Linked DNA regions of Homo sapiens: region 2 is linked to region 1. Evidence: read pairs that join two places in POLR2A ChIA-PET (ENCODE). Cell type or tissue: A673. All regions are shown on one strand. Links, peaks and the distances in the headings refer to the core of each region. The heading gives the core; the rest is flanking DNA.

The links. ChIA-PET counts read pairs that join two places held together with the same protein. Peaks named below come from ENCODE experiments on the same cell type or tissue, not always from the same donor. Only the 100,000 strongest peaks of a DNase experiment are listed, where the experiment ranks them.
Region 2: POLR2A ChIA-PET joins it to region 1 with 5 read pairs; 2 of 35 experiments call an interaction of 5 or more read pairs at or near these places.

Annotation. Positions count from the first base shown.
Region 1 is chr14:23,342,453-23,352,368 of GRCh38, reverse strand. SLC22A17 (solute carrier family 22 member 17) reads left to right here. Exons shown (of 10, transcript NM_016609.7): 2 at 1-421; 3 at 514-617; 4 at 2,943-3,097; 5 at 3,698-3,863; 6 at 4,063-4,208; 7 at 4,373-4,478; 8 at 4,638-4,855; 9 at 5,157-5,268; 10 at 5,433-6,051. The coding sequence ends at 5,721. Among named protein-coding and RNA genes, the nearest start is that of SLC22A17, 5.5 kb to the left of the region's middle. In A673, for the core only: no CTCF peak of the experiment used is centred there; no DNase peak of the experiment used is centred there.
Region 2 is chr14:22,990,730-23,000,756 of GRCh38, reverse strand. C14orf93 (chromosome 14 open reading frame 93) reads left to right here. Exons shown (of 7, transcript NM_021944.4): 2 at 1,355-2,330; 3 at 4,489-4,809. The coding sequence starts at 1,734. It overlaps AJUBA-DT (AJUBA divergent transcript), which reads right to left. Exons shown (of 3, transcript XR_007064074.1): 3 at 2,327-3,583. Among named protein-coding and RNA genes, the nearest start is that of AJUBA-DT, 11 kb to the right of the region's middle. In A673, for the core only: a CTCF peak has its summit at 5,861 (motif pointing left); a DNase peak (open chromatin) is centred at 5,816; H3K4me3 peaks cover 350 bases; H3K27ac peaks cover 2,316 bases.

The DNA of each region.
Region 1 (9,916 bases), core at 749-5,748:
GGGCGGCGACGGACTGGGCAGCAGCCTGTCGCTGGCCGTGCCCCCAGGCCCCCTCAGCTTTGAGGCGCTGCTCGCCCAGGTGGGGGCGCTGGGCGGCGGCCAGCAGCTGCAGCTCGGCCTCTGCTGCCTGCCGGTGCTCTTCGTGGCTCTGGGCATGGCCTCGGACCCCATCTTCACGCTGGCGCCCCCGCTGCATTGCCACTACGGGGCCTTCCCCCCTAATGCCTCTGGCTGGGAGCAGCCTCCCAATGCCAGCGGCGTCAGCGTCGCCAGCGCTGCCCTAGCAGCCAGCGCCGCCAGCCGTGTCGCCACCAGTACCGACCCCTCGTGCAGCGGCTTCGCCCCGCCGGACTTCAACCATTGCCTCAAGGATTGGGACTATAATGGCCTTCCTGTGCTCACCACCAACGCCATCGGCCAGGTGAGGCGGCCAGGCGGGCCGCGGGTCTGGGGGCGGGCAGAGAGCGGCGAGGGCGGGGCCTCACGCCCGCTGCACCCTTCTCACATCCCCAGTGGGATCTGGTGTGTGACCTGGGCTGGCAGGTGATCCTGGAGCAGATCCTCTTCATCTTGGGCTTTGCCTCCGGCTACCTGTTCCTGGGTTACCCCGCAGACAGGTGAGGGCTGTCGTGGGGGCAGGGCTGGTAGAAAGGAGGGGGTGCTAGGGAAGCTAACCCAAGCAGCGGGCGTTTACAGGAGGTCGAAGACGATTCGCTGGACTCTGCAGTCTTCTCTGGACTTCTATTCAATGGTCTATCCATGTCTCAACTTCACTCTCCATCAAGAAATACCCCTTCCCTACCTCTTCCGCGCAAGGGAATGACTCGACCTCTATGGACTATTAGTCCCATTCCCACTAATTAGTGGCCCCCTATCCGTGAATCAATGGCCTCATCTCCAAAGAGAATAGTCTCATCCCCACTAACAGCCCACATGGACTGTTCGCTCCATCTCAGTGACCTCATTCCTGAAGATCAATATGTTAATTCCTAAACACCAACAGCTCCATTCCCACTGATCAATAGTTCAACTTCACAAACAAATTACCCCATTTCTGACCAGCGACCCCTCCCCTACAAGTCAACTAACTATCTCCAAAGACAATATCCTCAGACCCAGTAACCCACAGTCCCATGCCTGCCACCAAATGACCCAACGCTCTGTAGGGGAATAGCCCATAGATTAGCAGTCATACCCTCATGGATCCTCAGGGCTTTGAGATCCTCTCACCGAAATCCCCGTTTCCATGAGTCGGTAGCTTCACCTCTAGAGATCAACAACCCAATCCCAGCAACCAATAACTCTTCCCACAGATCAAAAATCTCATCTCTGATTCTGGTCACCTTCACCACTGACCAGATGCTCTCACTGCACTAAACTTCCGATTAGACTCAGCCCCATTGATCCACAGTTCCATCCAAGTGGATTAATAACTCAACTTCTGTGGATCAAAGCCATCCCAACATTCAATAGTCCAGTTCCTTAAAATCAATACCCATCCTCACTGCCCAATAGTCACACACCTCTGTGGGCCAATGATCCGAAACCCACAGGTCAATAGCCCATCCCTATGCATCAGTGGCCTCATTGCCACAGACCAGTAGCCTCATTCCTATGGAACCATGGTTTCATCCCCAAAGATCAATAATTTGGTCTTCTAAAATCTGTAGCCTTCAGCACATTAACCAATAAGCCCATCCTCATGGAAAAATGCCCCACCCCATTAGATCAATAGCCTAACTCCCAGGGATTGGTGCCCCTTTTGCAATGACCAGAGGCTCCCTATCTTCATCTCCATAGATCAATGGTCTTATCCCCAAAGATCAATAGCCCAGCCTCCAAGAATCAGTAACCATGTCTTCACTAACTCATAGTTAGTGACCATAATCACTTACCAATAGTCTCATCTCCCCTGGTCTGTGACCTTATCCTTACTGATTATTCCCATGGATTAATAGATTCATCCCACTGATCAATAGTCCTACCTTATGGATTAATACACCCATGTCTATGTCCCCACTGATCTTTCTTTTTTCTTTCTTTTTTTTCTTTTTTCTTTCTTTTTGAGATGGAGTCTCGCTCTGTTGCCCAGGCTGGAGTGCAGTGGCATAATCTCAGCTCACTGCAACCTCTGCCTCCCAGGTTCAAGCGATTCTCCTGCCTCAGCCTCCCGAGTAGCTGAGACTACAGGCACCTGCCACCACACCTGGCTAATTTTTGTATTTTTAGTAAGGATGGGGTTTCACCATATTTGTCAGGCTGGTCTTGAACTCCTGACCTCGTGATCTGCCAGCCTCGGCCTCCCAAAGTGCTGGGATTACAGGTGTGAGCCACTGCGCCCAGCCTGACCATTCTTAATGTATTAATAGACCAATGTCCCACCTCCATGGAACAATGGCCTCATCTCCAAAAATCAATTACTCAGTCCCCTAATATCATTGGCTTTACCTTCACTGACCAGTAGTATCCTCATGCACAAGTGGCCAATGGCCTCCCCTCCACAGGTTAATAGTTCCAACTCCGTATATCAATGAACCCCCCTCCCACATCTCCTCTGAACAGTCTGAGCAAGATAAGCTCCAGGCCCACTGACCATTAGCTCTGTTCCTAAGGATGAATGGTCCCAAATCCCCTAAGCAATATCCCATCCCCTCTGTTGAGTGATGTCACATCCATTGACAAGTGCCCTAATCTCTGACCAATAGCCCAAGAGTCAATGTTCCCACCTCTTAAAGAACCACAACCACACCCCAGTGCCCAGTAGCCAGGCATCACCCACCCATGGTCCCCATCCCTCCCCATCTTCTCAAGCCTCTGTCCAACTCTTGCTCCCAGAACTTCATTCTCATACCTCTAGCTCTGAAGTGTGCAGCTGGGTCTTACCCAGCAACTTTCCCACCACCAGAGAGTCTGGGTGACCAGAAGCCCTTCCCACTTTCTAGATTTGGCCGTCGCGGGATTGTGCTGCTGACCTTGGGGCTGGTGGGCCCCTGTGGAGTAGGAGGGGCTGCTGCAGGCTCCTCCACAGGCGTCATGGCCCTCCGATTCCTCTTGGGCTTTCTGCTTGCCGGTGTTGACCTGGGTGTCTACCTGATGCGTAAGTGGCACCCTCCCAGAATTCCCTCCCTTGGGTCTCATGCCTACCTGCCTGCATCGCCAGGCCATCCTCACTGCCCCCTAGGCCACATTTCAGCTGCCTAGAATCTCAGCTATCTTTCTGCCCAGGCCCCCTTGAAGAATCCAGGGCTCTTGCTTCTCTCTACACCTATCTCCCCCTCCCGACAATCTTTAAAGTCTTTGTCCTGGACTTACTGCTGCCAAGGAATAAGGTGCTATTCCCCTGATAGCAGTAAGTCCAGGGACAAGGATTGTCCCTAGCTGTGTGACCTTGGACAAGGGTTGATGTGAAGGTCAAATAAGAGGCCTGATGGGAAAGGGCCTATAAATTGGAAATGTTGAACACTCACCCAGGACTCTGGCCCTAGAGCCCTCCTAGGTTTGAGCAGGAGAGGAGAGAGGGCTGAACAGTCTCCCCAGTCCTTGCCACCCAGAGGTTAGCAAGGGAGGCAATGGCTGCAGCCTCCACTCTGGGTCTGACCTCTCTCTCTGTCCTCCTCCCTCCCTCTTTCTTCTTCTCTCTTATGCCTTCTTCCTCCCTGGCCTCCCTCTCCTCTCTCCACCCCTGCTGTATCTCCAGGCCTGGAGCTGTGCGACCCAACCCAGAGGCTTCGGGTGGCCCTGGCAGGGGAGTTGGTGGGGGTGGGAGGGCACTTCCTGTTCCTGGGCCTGGCCCTTGTCTCTAAGGATTGGCGATTCCTACAGCGAATGATCACCGCTCCCTGCATCCTCTTCCTGTTTTATGGGTCAGTATTACCCTTCACCTGTCGTCTGGCAATTCCCATCTCTGCCTCCAAACTAGCCCTAGCCCGGAGACCCCTCCTCTTCTCCAACTACCCCTGGTCCAGGCCTACCCCAGCCCCAGTCCCTCAGAGGTGCACATTTCCCACCCCTAGATCAGGAGAAGGGAGGCCTCACAGTATACCCCTTCCCCCCTGCCCCCAGCTGGCCTGGTTTGTTCCTGGAGTCCGCACGGTGGCTGATAGTGAAGCGGCAGATTGAGGAGGCTCAGTCTGTGCTGAGGATCCTGGCTGAGCGAAACCGGCCCCATGGGCAGATGCTGGGGGAGGAGGCCCAGGAGGCCCTGCAGGGTAAGAGACAGGGATCCCTGTGAGTGTTGCCTCACTTGCACACATGATGGTGCCCTCTGCATGGCTGTAGCTGTGCCACCTTCTCCCAGGGTCCCCACCACCCATGTGGGAGGATCCTGGGATCTCAGGGTTTTCTTCTGACAGCTCCTCTCTCTCTCCCAAAGACCTGGAGAATACCTGCCCTCTCCCTGCAACATCCTCCTTTTCCTTTGCTTCCCTCCTCAACTACCGCAACATCTGGAAAAATCTGCTTATCCTGGGCTTCACCAAGTGAGCCTGGGTGTCTGGGCTGAGGGCCAGGCCAGTAGCTGGAATGGGGGCTGGCTGGGTGGGAAGGCCCGGGGACCCCTGCGGAGGACCATCAGCACTGTAGAAGGCTGCGGGAGGGGATTCAGGCTCTGTTCGTTGCTTCCCCACCCCTTCTCACAGCTTCATTGCCCATGCCATTCGCCACTGCTACCAGCCTGTGGGAGGAGGAGGGAGCCCATCGGACTTCTACCTGTGCTCTCTGCTGGCCAGCGGCACCGCAGCCCTGGCCTGTGTCTTCCTGGGGGTCACCGTGGACCGATTTGGCCGCCGGGGCATCCTTCTTCTCTCCATGACCCTTACCGGCATTGCTTCCCTGGTCCTGCTGGGCCTGTGGGATTGTGAGCATCCTATCTTCCCCACAGTGTGGGCTCAACAAGGGAACCCCAACAGAGGTGCTTCAGACAGGCACAGCCATTTCTTCTGGCACAGGCCTCCCAAGACAAGCCCCAGACCCTGCCCAGCTCTTCCACGAGCCTCCACCTGGCCCCACAGCCCCATCTGCTCTCCCAGTCAATTACTGAATGCCCAGAGCCTGCCCAGCTAGAGCCATGGGAACAGAGAGCCAAGGGGATGACACCCGGGACTAGGCCAGCCTTGACCTCCCCACCTGCATTCATATCATCCCTCTTGCTTCTGCAGATCTGAACGAGGCTGCCATCACCACTTTCTCTGTCCTTGGGCTCTTCTCCTCCCAAGCTGCCGCCATCCTCAGCACCCTCCTTGCTGCTGAGGTCATCCCCACCACTGTCCGGTGAGAGCAGGGGTGCCCCCAGGGGCAGAGCCGGGCCCCCTCGCCTCCCGCTCCCCCACCCCACCCCTGAGGACAGGGCCTGCGGGCTGGAGGAGGGGGGCTGCGGGAGAAGGGCCCAGCAAGGCTACAGCTGTGGGCTGAGCTCCTCCTCTGTCTCCCCCCAGGGGCCGTGGCCTGGGCCTGATCATGGCTCTAGGGGCGCTTGGAGGACTGAGCGGCCCGGCCCAGCGCCTCCACATGGGCCATGGAGCCTTCCTGCAGCACGTGGTGCTGGCGGCCTGCGCCCTCCTCTGCATTCTCAGCATTATGCTGCTGCCGGAGACCAAGCGCAAGCTCCTGCCCGAGGTGCTCCGGGACGGGGAGCTGTGTCGCCGGCCTTCCCTGCTGCGGCAGCCACCCCCTACCCGCTGTGACCACGTCCCGCTGCTTGCCACCCCCAACCCTGCCCTCTGAGCGGCCTCTGAGTACCCTGGCGGGAGGCTGGCCCACACAGAAAGGTGGCAAGAAGATCGGGAAGACTGAGTAGGGAAGGCAGGGCTGCCCAGAAGTCTCAGAGGCACCTCACGCCAGCCATCGCGGAGAGCTCAGAGGGCCGTCCCCACCCTGCCTCCTCCCTGCTGCTTTGCATTCACTTCCTTGGCCAGAGTCAGGGGACAGGGAGAGAGCTCCACACTGTAACCACTGGGTCTGGGCTCCATCCTGCGCCCAAAGACATCCACCCAGACCTCATTATTTCTTGCTCTATCATTCTGTTTCAATAAAGACATTTGGAATAAACGAGCATATCATAGCCTGGACTTCCCTCCCTTCTGTTTGTCCTTCTATCTCTTGGGGGAAGGTTTTTCTCAGTGGAATGCACACCGATAACAAGCTCCCCTCTCCCTCCTTGTGCCCTGCCCCCAGTGGTGACTTACAGACAACTGTCACCACTTACTGACTGCTTGCACTGCTGCCAGAACTGGCCTAAGCACTTGACACACTTCGTATCATTTAATTTTTACAGCATTGCAAGGTAGGTGTTTGGATCAATTAGGGGTTGTTGTTGTTGTTGTTGTTGTTGTTTGTTGTTGTAAGCAATAAAAACTGGCTCTAATGAACTTAAGCAAAAAGGGAATTATTCGATTTGGTGGGGCAGGTTGTGGTGGGAGCTCACAGAATGAAGGAGAAGCAGAACTCGTCGTAAAATAACTAGTCAGGAGCGGAGAAGGCTCCTTGTCTGAGGAGCAAAAACCAGCAACATTTTTGTCAGGGCTTCTTCTAGATGAATGAGCTCCAGTGCAATTTAATCTTTGGGTTATCCCACTGAAGATTAATTTCCAGAGAGCATGTCACTGGCTAGCTAGAGTAACATGCCTCCCACACCCCTATTTCTCCCAACTGGGAATAGGTAAAGCAAAATTTGGGCACTGTTAGCAGAAGCGGGACTGGGTGTCACTCAGAAAAAAACAATGGAAGCTCAGTACAGCATTCTTATTCTCTTAAACAAGATGAGAAAACTTATGGTCAGAGAGACTCAGTAACTGGCCCAAGGTTACAAAGCTAATGAGTGGCAAAGCTGAGACATGATTAGATCCCAGAGAGCTCTTCATGGATGCATACTGTAGTCACCTTCCCAACTCTTCTAACTTTTGGGCACATTCCTTGGAAGGCAAGAGTGGGTTCTCTTGGCTCTCTGGAAGGTGGCAGCAGAAAACTGAGACTTCTACCTCAGTGCCAGGGCCTCCCTCTTAAACCACATCTGGTTTGGCTTTACCACTTTGGGCAAATCTCTTAGCTTCCAACTTCCTTTAAGACTTGCTATGAGGATTAAACAAGGTAATGTATCCTAAGTGTCTCTTAAACTACCCCCACTAGGTGTAAGCTGTGTAAACCAAAAATTATCTGAGACAAGTCTCAATCAATTTAGAAAGTTTATTTTGCCAAGGTTAAGGATGCACCCATGATACAGCCTCAGGAGGTCCTGAGGACACGTGCCCAAAGTGGTCGAAGTACAGCTTGCTTTGTACATTTTAGGGAGATGTAATACATCAATCAGTACGTGCAGGATTTACAATGGTTGGATCTGGAAGAGCCGGGACAACTCAAAGGCAGGGCCAGGGGCTTCCAGGCCGTAGTTAGATTTAAACATATTCTGATTGGCAATTGGTTGAAAGAGTAATTATCAGTAGAAAGGAATGTTTGGGTTAAGATAAGGGGTTTTGGAGACCTAGGTTTTATCATGAAGATGAAGGCTTCAGAGAAAATAGATTGTAAATGTTCCTTATCAGACTTAGGTTTGTGTTGATGTTAACACTGGAGGGATATAATGAGGCATGTCGGACCCCCACTTCCCATCATGACCTGCAGCAGCCTTTCAGGTTAAATTTTAGGGTGCTCTGGCCAAGGGGGGAGTCCATTCAGATGGTTGCAGGGTGGGTGGCGAGGTGTTTGAGTTTTATTTTTAGTTTACATTCTCCCCCTTCTGGCCAAGATTTGCCAGAGACAACATTAATGGCCACCAATTGTAATTTTGTTCCATAGCACTGCCTGGGTGACATGGCTGCCTGCCCCAGGTCCATCTTGTCCCTCAGTGGGACTCCCTATGGCCGAGGGACTTACAGTCAACAAGACTTACAGCCAATTAATTGCTCTAGGCTAGATAGTAACGGACATGGACAGGCATTCATCCCTTAAAATTGTTTTTTCTTTTAAGTAGAAAGTGAACAAACAAAAGCCAAAGGAGAGGTTACAAAATTGACTTATTTTTAAACTTCTATGCATTAAGCTACTATAATCTTGGTTTTAGTTACAGACTTATAGCAATTAACTATATAAAACATAAGCATTGTTCAAAAAAAGATTTAATATATATCTATCAGCACAACTTATAACGGAAGTATTATACCCAGGAGGCTGGGTGAGTCACAAGGTATCTTTATCCTATCAGTAATTATTTTATTTTAATTCTACAGGAAGTAGGAATTTTTTTTTTTTTTTTTTTTGAGATGGAGTCTCACTCTGTTCCCCAGGCGGGAGTGTAGTGGCGCAATCTCGGCTCACTACAACCTCTGCCTCCCGGGTTCAAGCAATTCTCCTGTCTCAGCCTCCTGAGGAGCTGGGATTACAGGTGTACGCCACCATGCCCGGCTAATTTTTTGTATTTTTAGTAGAGACAGGGTTTCACCATGTTGGCCAGACTGGTCTTGAACTCCTGGCCTCTCAGAGTGCTGGGATTACAGGCGTGAGCCACCAGGCCCAGCCAGAAAATTCTTCATGGTTGGGATGGATGCAAAGATGACACATGATAGCTTAGAAGACAAAGTCCTTTATTTTACCATCTGTTTACGTGTCTTTGTACCCATCCTTGATTTGGAGGGCCTGACCTTGAACTGATTCTATCCCTTAAAACCAACCCTTCACCATTTCACGCGTCCACCTCATCCACCACAGTTACTGGGCTTAGAGAGAAGGTGCTCATATAGTCTTAGCAGCAGGGCATTTTCAGTGAATAACAGATCCGGCCCAGTGGGATGCCAAATGAGGTAGAGTCACATCCCTGGTCTTCAGACTACCATGATTTTGGTTTCCTAGGAAATAAAACAAGGACAGATAAATAACATAAATATTTTGACAATCAAAAGAATATTTGTATGTCAGAACAGAAAAAGGGAGCTATTCTATTAGAGTACCGACTAAACATATGAAGAAAAATTATAATGTGATACTCTTCAGAGGATTATTGTAGCCAAGAAATAATTCGTTCTTCGATCTGCACTCAAAAACAAAAGCCAGGGCTGAAATTTGTGTACAAAATAAATTTTAGGCTTATTATACTTTGCCTGATTATTCATATAAAGTGCAGCAAGAATTGTTTGGCCATATAGGCTTCTATTAAGTTGGCTTTGCTGGAACTTTACCTACAAATATGTTATTCTAGTCAAAGCCTTGGCAAAATAACCAGCGTCTCCAATTGCTCTGTTCTAAAAGACTCTTACTAAGCTTATGCAAATGACTGTATTGTCATGAACTCACAATCCAAATTTTGGAGAACTCAGATAGATAGAAAGGCAAATTTGCTTACAAACACATACTTCACCCAGTTGCTTTAAACTGTGAATAACTCAAAAGAAAAGGATTTGTTTGACACTTCTATAGCCAGAACAGGGGCTTTCAAACAGGATGTTTGTTCACCTTGGAACTGCCATTCACAAGCCAAACAGCTAATGAGAGTTGTCTATCAGGCACTGTAGAATCTAGTAGCTCCTCACATAGTTAGAATCAGTCCTAGGGAAAAAAATTTTAAAAAAAGAGGCTTCCTGCTCATAAGGATCTCCTCCTTGTATCCTCAGGTAGCAAGATCTTATGTAAACCATTTTTATTTTGTCATGGTGCTCCTTTGGGCACCATTATTTCCATTGGCATAAGATAGCTTCTGTCAACATTCCACAGCAAGGCAGTAAATGCCCCTCAAGTGGAAATTCTCTAGCCCAGTCACTGTCATTGGGAAGTGCCCACAGTCTTTTGCCATCAGCACGAATAAATGCTCCACAAAGGGCTATAAAGTGGCGCATTTGTTTGACTGGCACTCCAGCTTCTACCCTACACTTTGTGGGCTCAGGCAATCTTACTAGTTCCCATTTGGCGTGTCCAATTAACATTTCTGAAAGAG
Region 2 (10,027 bases), core at 2,745-7,744, 350 kb after region 1:
ATTCTCTTAACCTCCTACTCTTTTTTTTTTTTTTTTTTTTTTGAGGTGGAGTCTCGCCCTGTTGCCAGGCTGGAGTGCAGTGGCACCATCTCGGCTCACTGCAACCTTTGCCTCCCGGGTTCAAGTGATTCTCCTGCCTCAACCTCCCGAGTAGCTGGGGTTACAGATGCCCGCCACTACGCCCGGTTAATTTTTGTATTTTTAGTAGAGACAGGGTTTCACCATGTTAGTCAGGCTGGTCTCAAACTCCTGACCTCAGGTGATCGGCCCACCTCAGCCTTCCACAGTGCTGGGATTACAAGCGTGAGCCACCATGCCCGGCTCCTCCTCTCCTTTTAATTGTGATGTTTTAATTTACAGGGTAAGAGAGAAATGCATCTCTCAGAGAAATTGTAAACATACTTAAGGTTTTGACATGGCACATCAGAAGGATTTTTTTTCTATCATCAAGTATTATTTAGAAAATTACAATATTTATTAAGTTCCCGGGAGTGTTCTCAGTGGTACAAATCAACTTCTTTACCCCTTTTTTTCTCTCCTGGAGTAGTTTAGTTGCTTAACTACAGTAATTTAAAAGAAAGGCAGTTTGGTTTATTACTGACATTCTGGTTTCTCCTTTAATGGGGGCTGGTCATGCAGGCAAAGTGACAGCATAGCTGTTCAAACATTCCTGTTGAATTTTGGATCCACCCTTAAGGAGCTTGAGAAATGAAGATAAGGGGCCCCACGGGTGATTTCTCTGGGCTCCTGGCTGGAAGATTCAGGACAGCTAGTTTCCATTACAGAGGCTCATGGCCCAGGTACACGACTATGTGGGAAAGGGGGCTGTGCAGCCCTGGGTTACCCCAGCTCAATTCCCTGATCTTTTCATTTCATTTCCCTGCCCTCATCCCCAAAGCATTAATGATATAATATAACAGTGAGAAGTTGGTGACATGCTGAGGGCTGCAGTGATGGATGTATTCCTTATTTAGGAGTGTTACTCTGAATGCATTTGTATGAAAATTACAGAGAGGGTAGAATCATGATTGTCATGATTGTTAATGTCAACAAAAAGTGGTATCAGTTAAAAAAAAATACAACACTACATTGAAAGTAGCAATAACTGGATTCTGCTGTTATTCCTCTGACCTTGAAAAAGACATATAACTTCTCCACATGTCTCTTCTCTGGACCTGGAGTAATATGTTTCCTAGTGCTGTTGAGTAGATGAGGTAACTTATGTGAAGTGTTCTGAACACCTTAAGGAACAATGTCAAAGCAATGAAATGCAGTACCATTATTACAGTAAAGATGGTGAGGAGGAGGAGGAGACAGATCTACATTTTCTTCCTTAATCTTCTAATCTTTCCAGATGCCGGAAGGTCCTTCTGAATCCCTTCCCTGTTCCTTAGGTTGCACTAGTCGGGGGTTCCATGCTGGGGGGCAGAAGGAATGCTCTCTACCGTCTGAAACCGTTCATCAGGAAGGCCTTGATTTGTGATGTGCTAGGAGAGCACAGGATCTGCAAATAGAAGGCACCTGTCTCCCTTCTGCAGGCCGAGGAGAGGCCGCCATGGACTGTGTGCTTCTTCATGGCTTGTTTACTCTTCTTTCACAGACCCTACAGCTTGGGGCCTGGGCTCCTCTGACCATCCTCATTGAGAAAGGAAAGTGAGTCCAGAGAAGTTGATGCTTCCTACCTGTTGGAGCGGCCCAGCAGTGTAAGCGTGGTTGTTACTGCCCCATCCGCCATGTCCTTCAGTGCCACCATTCTCTTCTCCCCTCCCAGTGGCAGCGAGGCCAGATGCTGCTGCTGCGCCTGTAAGAGTGAGACTAATGGAGGCAACACAGGCTCCCAGGGTGGGAATCCTCCTCCCAGCACCCCCATCACAGTGACTGGACATGGCTTGGCTGTTCAGAGCTCAGAGCAGCTCCTGCATGTTATCTACCAGCGGGTCGATAAGGCAGTGGGTTTGGCTGAAGCTGCTCTGGGTCTTGCCAGGGCCAACAATGAGTTGTTAAAACGTCTCCAGGAGGAAGTGGGTGACCTGAGGCAAGGGAAAGTGTCCATCCCTGATGAAGATGGGGAAAGCCGGGCACATAGTTCCCCACCTGAGGAGCCTGGGCCTCTCAAGGAAAGTCCCGGGGAAGCCTTTAAGGCTCTGTCTGCCGTGGAAGAGGAGTGTGACAGCGTGGGCAGCGGCGTGCAGGTGGTGATTGAGGAGCTGCGGCAGCTGGGAGCAGCCTCAGTGGGGCCTGGGCCTTTGGGCTTCCCAGCAACTCAGAGGGACATGCGGCTCCCAGGGTGCACGCTGGCTGCCAGCGAGGCGGCCCCCCTGCTCAATCCTGTGAGTATGGCAGCAGAGGGCTATTCCTCCTAGGTGCTTTTCCTGGCTTTTCACTCTTTTTCCTTTCTGTTCTTTTCTTTCCATCTTTAAACCTTTTGTTTGTATTTGTGATAAAGCAAAACAGTACCACGTTTCCTTTTCCTTCAGGGATAGTCAGCTCTATTTTCTTCCTGAACCATCAGCTTCTTTGGCAGAAGGTCATTTTTTGCTGTGTGTAGTGATGGGGTGCCCTTCCCTCTCTCTCAGTAGCTCCGCATGGCACCTTCTCTTCCACAGCTGTCTCGGCTGCTCCATGGACTCTGCCTCTCCTGGCGAGGATGCCTGCCGTGCACAGACGGCTCATTCATATTTTATCGCAGGCCCTCTGCTTGCCAAGAGGAATTCAGTACAAAGAGAGATGGGAATGTACAGGGGAGAGAGGCAGAGGTGGAGAGAGGAGGAAAAAGTGAGAGGACAAAGATAAAGATAATAGAAGACAAGTATAGGGAGGGAAAGAGACAAGTAGAAATGAAGGGCTGAGGGAGGAGAAAAAGTGAAAAAAGGGAGCACAGAAGAAAGGTGAATCTATGTGGAAAGAGAATCTACACCACGGGAGAGAGACTATGAGGTAAGGCGAGGGGGAGGTAGAGGAAAGGAAATAAAATGGGAAATGAGAAAAAGAAATGGCCAACTGATTGTTAACAGTAAGAGAATAACATATAGGGAGAAAGAGGGAAGAAAAGAAGGAAGCAAGCAAGCATATTTTGTGAGCAGGAAAAGACATAGATGTACATTGTGCTATTTCAGTTTCTTTACTGCTTAAGGGCCATATGAGCAGGAAAATCCTGGCTGAGTAGAGTAAGAACTGCAGAATGTCACACATGGAAGTATGAAAAGGAGATGGAGCAACTATAGAGATCTTAGAGATAGGAAAATAACAGATGTGGTGCCACTTGAGAGACGGTTGGAGTTCTGTCAGCTCTCCACCTTATTCTCCGTCTGTCCTCTCTTTTTCTCCTCCCCCCACAACAAGACATAGACACCCAGTAAAGAGTAAAGGAGCAGAACACATGGAGTAGATGGGAGGGATGAAACTCCCAGCCCATCTGCTGGATCTGAGAAATGAATACATAAACCCCTCTCTCCCCCTCCAGTGTAACACAGCAACTGGTCATTGCTCTCCTGAAGGCACAGCCATATGGGTAATGGCCACTGCTGCTCACCCCAGTCTGTGGCTGGTCAGGACTCTCCGTGGTTCCAGCTCAAGGGAGGACCTGGAAGGTGGGAGGCAGAAAGGTACCAGGCTAGGCATTGCCCTGAGCTGTGGGTTCTTTGAGGCAGGAAAGGCTTCCAAGCCGACAGGATGGAATTAGATTTCACAGCGCAGAAAGCAGCTCACAGGTCTATAAATCTCAGCCTCCTCCCCCGCATCTTTCTGTGTGTGTGTGTGTGTGTGTGTGTGTGCGTGTGCGTGTGTGTCCCCACTTTCAGTATTTTGTTTTCTTGACTGCAGAAATCCCCCCTCCTTTCTTCCTCCCTCTCTCCCTTGCTCCCTTCTTCCTTTCCCGGCTCTGTATGTCCTTGAGTGAGGGCACAGGCAGTCAGGTAGATGTCAGGGGCTATGACAGTCGAATGTGGCCGGGGCAGGATCAAGGTGAGGGCATGGACTGACTCTGGGAATGGAGGATAGGTGAGGGGAGCTGTTGCTGCCAGTCTCTCTAGGGATTTCTGACTTTATGTCTTCCTCCTTTGCTCATTTGTCTTTTATGTCTCCTCTTTATTGCTGTTACTGTTTTATTTTCTTACTCCTTCTCTTGCTTGGTTTCTTTCTTGTCATCACTTCTTCACCCAGTCCTTTCAGACAAAACACTTATCTAGCTCCATTTCTTATATCCAAGAGCTATCCATAAATGACTATTCACCAACAGTGTCAGAAACATGCTTTCTCCTTGTGAGCAGCCCTATGGTAACAACCCAACATGAGAGGCCCTGTACACACAAGAAATATTTGCCCAACACTCATAGGAGTCCCAGAGAAACAAGCCATTGACCATTAAAGACTGTGCTAGAGTTCCCCTTCTTTCCACTTTCTGTTCACTATTCTTAGCCAAAGAATGATGGTTAACCAGGTTCCCCTAAGCCTGGCTGGCTAATAGGCTATTATTTTTTATGTTCTTAGCTGGTGGATGATTACGTGGCCTCTGAGGGTGCAGTACAGCGAGTTCTGGTCCCTGCTTATGCCAAGCAACTCTCACCAGCCACACAACTGGCAATCCAGCGGGCAACCCCAGAGACAGGACCAGAAAATGGAACCAAGCTGCCACCACCCCGCCCTGAGGACATGCTCAATGCCGCTGCTGCGCTGGACAGTGCCTTGGAAGAGTCAGGCCCTGGGAGCACTGGGGAGCTGAGACACTCTCTAGGGCTGACCGTTTCCCCATGCAGGACCAGAGGAAGTGGGCAGAAGAACTCCAGGCGCAAGCGGGATCTTGTACTCTCTGTGAGTGAGCTCAGTTTCTATAAATTTTTCTTCAGTCTGGAGAGATAAGTGAAGAGTGATGGGTGGGTTGATTTTAGGCCTCCCATATTGAATGAATGCTGTACTGAATCCTACCAGAGTGGGAGGGATAAGGAGAGAGGTTATTCTGTAACACTAGGGATAGGAAGTCCCCTGCTAAACATCAAGCTTTTAGGCTTTTCCAGATAATGTGATATCTTCCTTTATATCACATCTCCTGGTGTTCTTTTTTTTTTTTTTTTTTTTTTTTGAGTCAGAGTCTCACTCTGTCACCCAGGCTGCAGTGCAATGGCATGATCTCAGCTCACTGCAACCTCCACCTCCCAGGTTCAAGCGATTCTCCTGCCTCAGCCTCCTGAGTAGCTGGGATTACAGGCACGTGCCACCACCCCCAGCTAATTTTTGAATTTTCAGTAGAGACCAGGTTTTGCCATGTTGGTCAGGCTGGTCTCGAACTCCTGAGCTCAGGTTATCCACCCGCCTCGGCCTCCCAAAGTACTGGGATTACAGGCGTGAGCCACCATGCCCAGCCTTCCTAGTGTTCTAATAATCCTGATGAGAAGATCTTTAAGGGATTGAGCAGATTGGTCACCAAAGGGTAACTCTGGAAATTGCCTGCAAATTAAGCTAGTGTGCAGAGTAAGTGACAAGGGGCACCTTGGGTGGAAAAGCAAGTGAAGCTGTCCTGAGGTGGTCTCAAGCTTCAGAGATGCAGAGAGTCACTAGACCTTCAGCTCAGTTATAGAGGTTTGGAGATTCCAGTCATTCCAAGAGCTCTTAGCCAGGAAGGGACTGGCCTGAACCAGGTCTGCCTGAACACTTCTTGGCGTGGCTGGGAGCCCAAAGAACATCCTGCTGAGCTGGGAGTCCCCATCCTGGCAGCTGACCAAACCTAGAGAAGTTCTAGGGCAGTAGTTCTCAACCTGGGGTGATTTTACCCTCAGGAGACATTTGGAAACATCTGGAGACGTTTGTGATTATTACAACTGGTGGGTGGCCGGGGGCAGGGGAAGGAGAATGCTACTGACATCTAGTGGGTGTTCTGCTAAACATCCTGCAGTGCACACGACAGCCCCCATAACAAAGAATTATCCAGCTCAAAATGCCAATAGTGAAGAGGTTGAGAAACCTTCTTTAAAGTGACCACAGTCTTTGGGATCAACTCTGTACCCAAAAACTTCTTTTTTTTTTTTTTCTTTCTTGAGACAGGGTCTCACTCCCATTGCCCAGGCTGGAGTGCAGTGGTGTGATCATGGCTCACTGCAGCTTCGACTTCCCAGGCTCAAGTGATCTCCCACCTCAGCCTCCCGAGTAGCTGGGATTACAGGCATGCACCACCATGCCTGGCTTATTTTTTGTATTTTTGTATTTTAGTTGCCCAGGCTGGTCTCACAAAAGCTTTTTTCTGACAACTGTGGGGATATTGTTTTTAGTCTCGCTCTGTCACCCAGGCTGGAGTGCAGTGGCGTGATTTCAGCTCACTGCAAGCCTCCCAGGTTCAAGCGATTCTCCTGCCTCACCCTCCCGAGTAGTTGGGATTACAGACTTGCACCACCACGCCTGGCTAATTTTGTATTTTAGTAGAGATGGGGTTTCACCATGTTGGCCACGCTGGTCTTGAACTCCTGAGATCAGGCAATTCACCCACCTCGGCCTCCCAAAGTGTTGGGATTACAGGCGTGAGCCACCATGCCTGGCTGGAGATATTCTTTAGCCATACAATGTTCATATTGACTATAATGAGTTTATAGTTACAATTTGCATAAAAGCAGGATTTTCCATCACTTCCATTCCACTTGTGCCTGCTGCCTCCAGAGAGAGGTACAGCATTGAGGCCTGGCTTCTTCCTTCCCTTAGGAGAGTGTGGTGGAACTGAAGACCTGCAGGAAGGACAGTATCCTCACTCACCATCATGCTCTCTCTATTCTGTGCTTGAGAAGGATCTGGAGGACTAGTCAGGGAGTTCTGCTGCCCATCATGGAGGAAGGTTTAAAATGTTCTTGTGGCAGACTGTGGGTTTAGAGGGGGAGGGACAGTTATTCCAATCTTTAGCTCTGGGACAGAATCAAAGAGGCATCTCTCCAATCTGCTGAGGCTCTTGAGGATTGCTGCTAGGGATCCTGTGAACCAAAAGGATCAAACCAGAATTCTTAATTCCTTGGAATGCTGCAGATCCCAGCCACTCCTTGGGGAAATATTTTTAGCTTATTCAGGAGGTAGGTGAGCCAACAGCCTTTACAGTCCTCACACTTATTGTCTAGAGTATTTTCCCTTTCCATGTCAAGCCTGTTTTGATTTTTATCAGCTGATCTCTTCCAAGCCACTTGAGTTGGAAGCTTTGTAACTCCCTTTTTTCTTTCCCCTTTTTTTGTTTTTTGTTTTTTTGAAACTCTCCCAAATACTTTCTGAAACATTCGCCCACTCCTTTGTGATTCCTTAAGTGTGGACTACTAAGAGGTAAAATAACTATGTTGAATATGCAGCTAGTATAATAATGGTCCTTTTTACAGAGTGGAGACCCTAGCCATAAAGAGTTGACAATACTTTCCTAAGTTGGTATGGTGAATCAGCCATAGAGGTAGAAGGATAAATTGGGGATTTCTGAATATGGAGCTGAAAAGTCCTTGGATCAGGATATTAATCTGTCAGTTTGGGACTGGGTAACTTCCACTGACTGAGGGAGCTTGGGATGAAAATACAATCAGAAACAACTAAACTTAATTGAAGGACATGTTAAAACCCTGCATTAGGGCCGGGTGCGGTGGCTCACGCCTGTAATCCCAGCACTCTGGGAGGCCAAGGCGGGCAGATCACCTGAGGTCAGGAGTTTGAGACTAGCCTGGCCAACATGGTGAAACCACGTCTCTACTAAAGATACAAAAATTAGCTGGGCGTGGTGGCGTGCGCCTGTAATCCCAGCCACTTGAGAGGCTGAGGTAGGAGAATCACTTGAACCTGGGAGGCGGAGGTTGCAGTGAGCTGAGACCACACCACTGCACTCTAGCCTGGACAACAGAGCAAGACTCTGTCTCTTAATAAATAAATAAAGCTGGGCGTGGTGGCTCATGCCTGTAATCCCAGCACTTTGGGAAGCCGAGGTGGGTGGATCACGAGGTCAGGAGTTCAAGACCAGCCTGGCCAACATGGTGAAACCCCATCTCTACCAAAAATACAAAAATTAGCTGGGAATGGTGGTGCATTCCTGTAATCCCAGCTAACTAGGGAGGCTGAGCCAGGAGAATTGCTTGAACCAGGACCCTGGAGGCAGAGGTTGCAGTGAGCCGAGATCACGCCACTGCACCCCAGCCTGGGCTACAGAGTAAGACTCCATCTCAAAAAAATAAAAAATAAAAATAAATAAATAAATAAATAAATAAATATTTTAGGTGCTATTATGGGCAAAACTGGGAACAGATTTTGAAGCATCTAAGGCAAAACTTTTTCTTTCTTTTTTTTTTTTTTTTGAAACAGAGTCTCACTTTATTGCCCAGGCTGGAGTGCAGTGGCACGATCTCAGCTCACTGCAACCTCCGCCTCCTGGGTTCAAGCAATTCCTCTGTCTCAGCCTCCTGAGTAGCTGGGACTACAGTCGCACGCCACCACGCCTGGCTAATTTTTGTATTTTTAGTAGAGATGAGGTTTCACCATGTTGGTCAGGCTGGTCTCGAGCTCCTGACCTCAGGTGATCCACCCGCCTTGGCCTCCCAAAGTACTGGGATTACAGGCATGAGCCACCACGCCCAGCCGGCAAAACTTTTTAATGAGTAGAAATGTTCAACAATAGAATAAGCTGACTCAGAATGGAGAACTCATCATTAGATGGGTATAAACAAAGTGGAAAGACAGCCTGTTTAATGATGTGAAAGGGAGATTGGGTAATATAATATAGCCTCCACGGTCTTTTCCGATTCACGTTTCTGTTATTTTAGATTTCTGTTTTTCAGACCATGGTGTATATACTCCAGAGATTTGTGGTAACACATGAAGAAATACATAAAGCCACAGACAAACCCGGGGCTTTTGCCTGGGTCATCAGTTTTACTAGCAGATTCCAGAAGATGGCCAGGCACGGTGGCTCATGCCTGTAATCCCAGCACTTTGGGAGGCTGAGGCAGGTGGTTCACGAGGTCAAGAGATCAAGACCATCCTGGCCAACATGGTGAAACCCCATCTCTACTAAAAATACAAAAATTAGCTGGATGTGGTGGTGGTGCACCTGTAGTCCCAGCTACTCGGGAGGCTGAGGCAGGAGAATTGCTTGAACCCGGGAGGTGGAGGTTGCAGTGAGCCGAGATCCCGCCATTGCACTCCAGCCTGGCAACAGAGTGAGACTCTGTCTCAAAAAGAAAAAAGAAAAATTGCAGAAGACATTTTTATATTAAACAGGCCCGGTGCGGTGGCTCACACCTGTAATCCCAGCACACTTTGGGAGGCTGAGGTGGGTAGATCACAAGGTTAGGAGTTCGAGACCAGCCTGACCAACATGGTGAAACCCCATCTCTACTAAAAATACAAAAATTAGCTGGATGTGGTGGTGGTGCACCTGTAGTCCCAGCTACTCAGGAGGCTGAGGCAGGAGAATTGCTTGAACCCGGGAGGCGGAGGATGCAGTGAGCTGAGATGGCACCACCTGCCTTGGCCTCCCAAAGTACTGGGATTACAGGCATGAGCCACCGCGCCCGGCTGGCAAAACTTTTTAATGAGTGCACTCCAGCCTGGGTGACAGAGTGAAACTCTGTCTCAGAAAGAAAAAAAAAAAGAAAAGAAATACAAATACATTTTGAAGAAAAAATTTAAATGTGCAAGAGTAGGGGCCGGGCGCAGTGGCTTACACCTGTAATCCCAGCACTTTGGGAGGCCGAGGCGGGCAGATCATGAGGTCAGGAGATTGTGACCATCCTGGCTAACACGGTGAAACCCCGTCTCTACTAAAAATACAAAAAATTAGCCGGACGTGGTGGCAGGCACCTGTAGTCCCAGCTACTCAGGAAGCTGAGGGAGGAGAATGGCGTGAACCCGAGAGGCAGAGCTTGCAGTGAGCCAAGATCGTGCCACTGCACTCCAGCCTGGGCGACATAACGAGACTCCGTCTCAAAAAAAAAAAAAAGAAAAGGAAAGAAAAAAAAGTGCAAGAGAAGGGGACTTCAGGAAATGTTCACTTGGCTGGGCGTGGTGGCTCATGCCTGTAATCCCACCACTT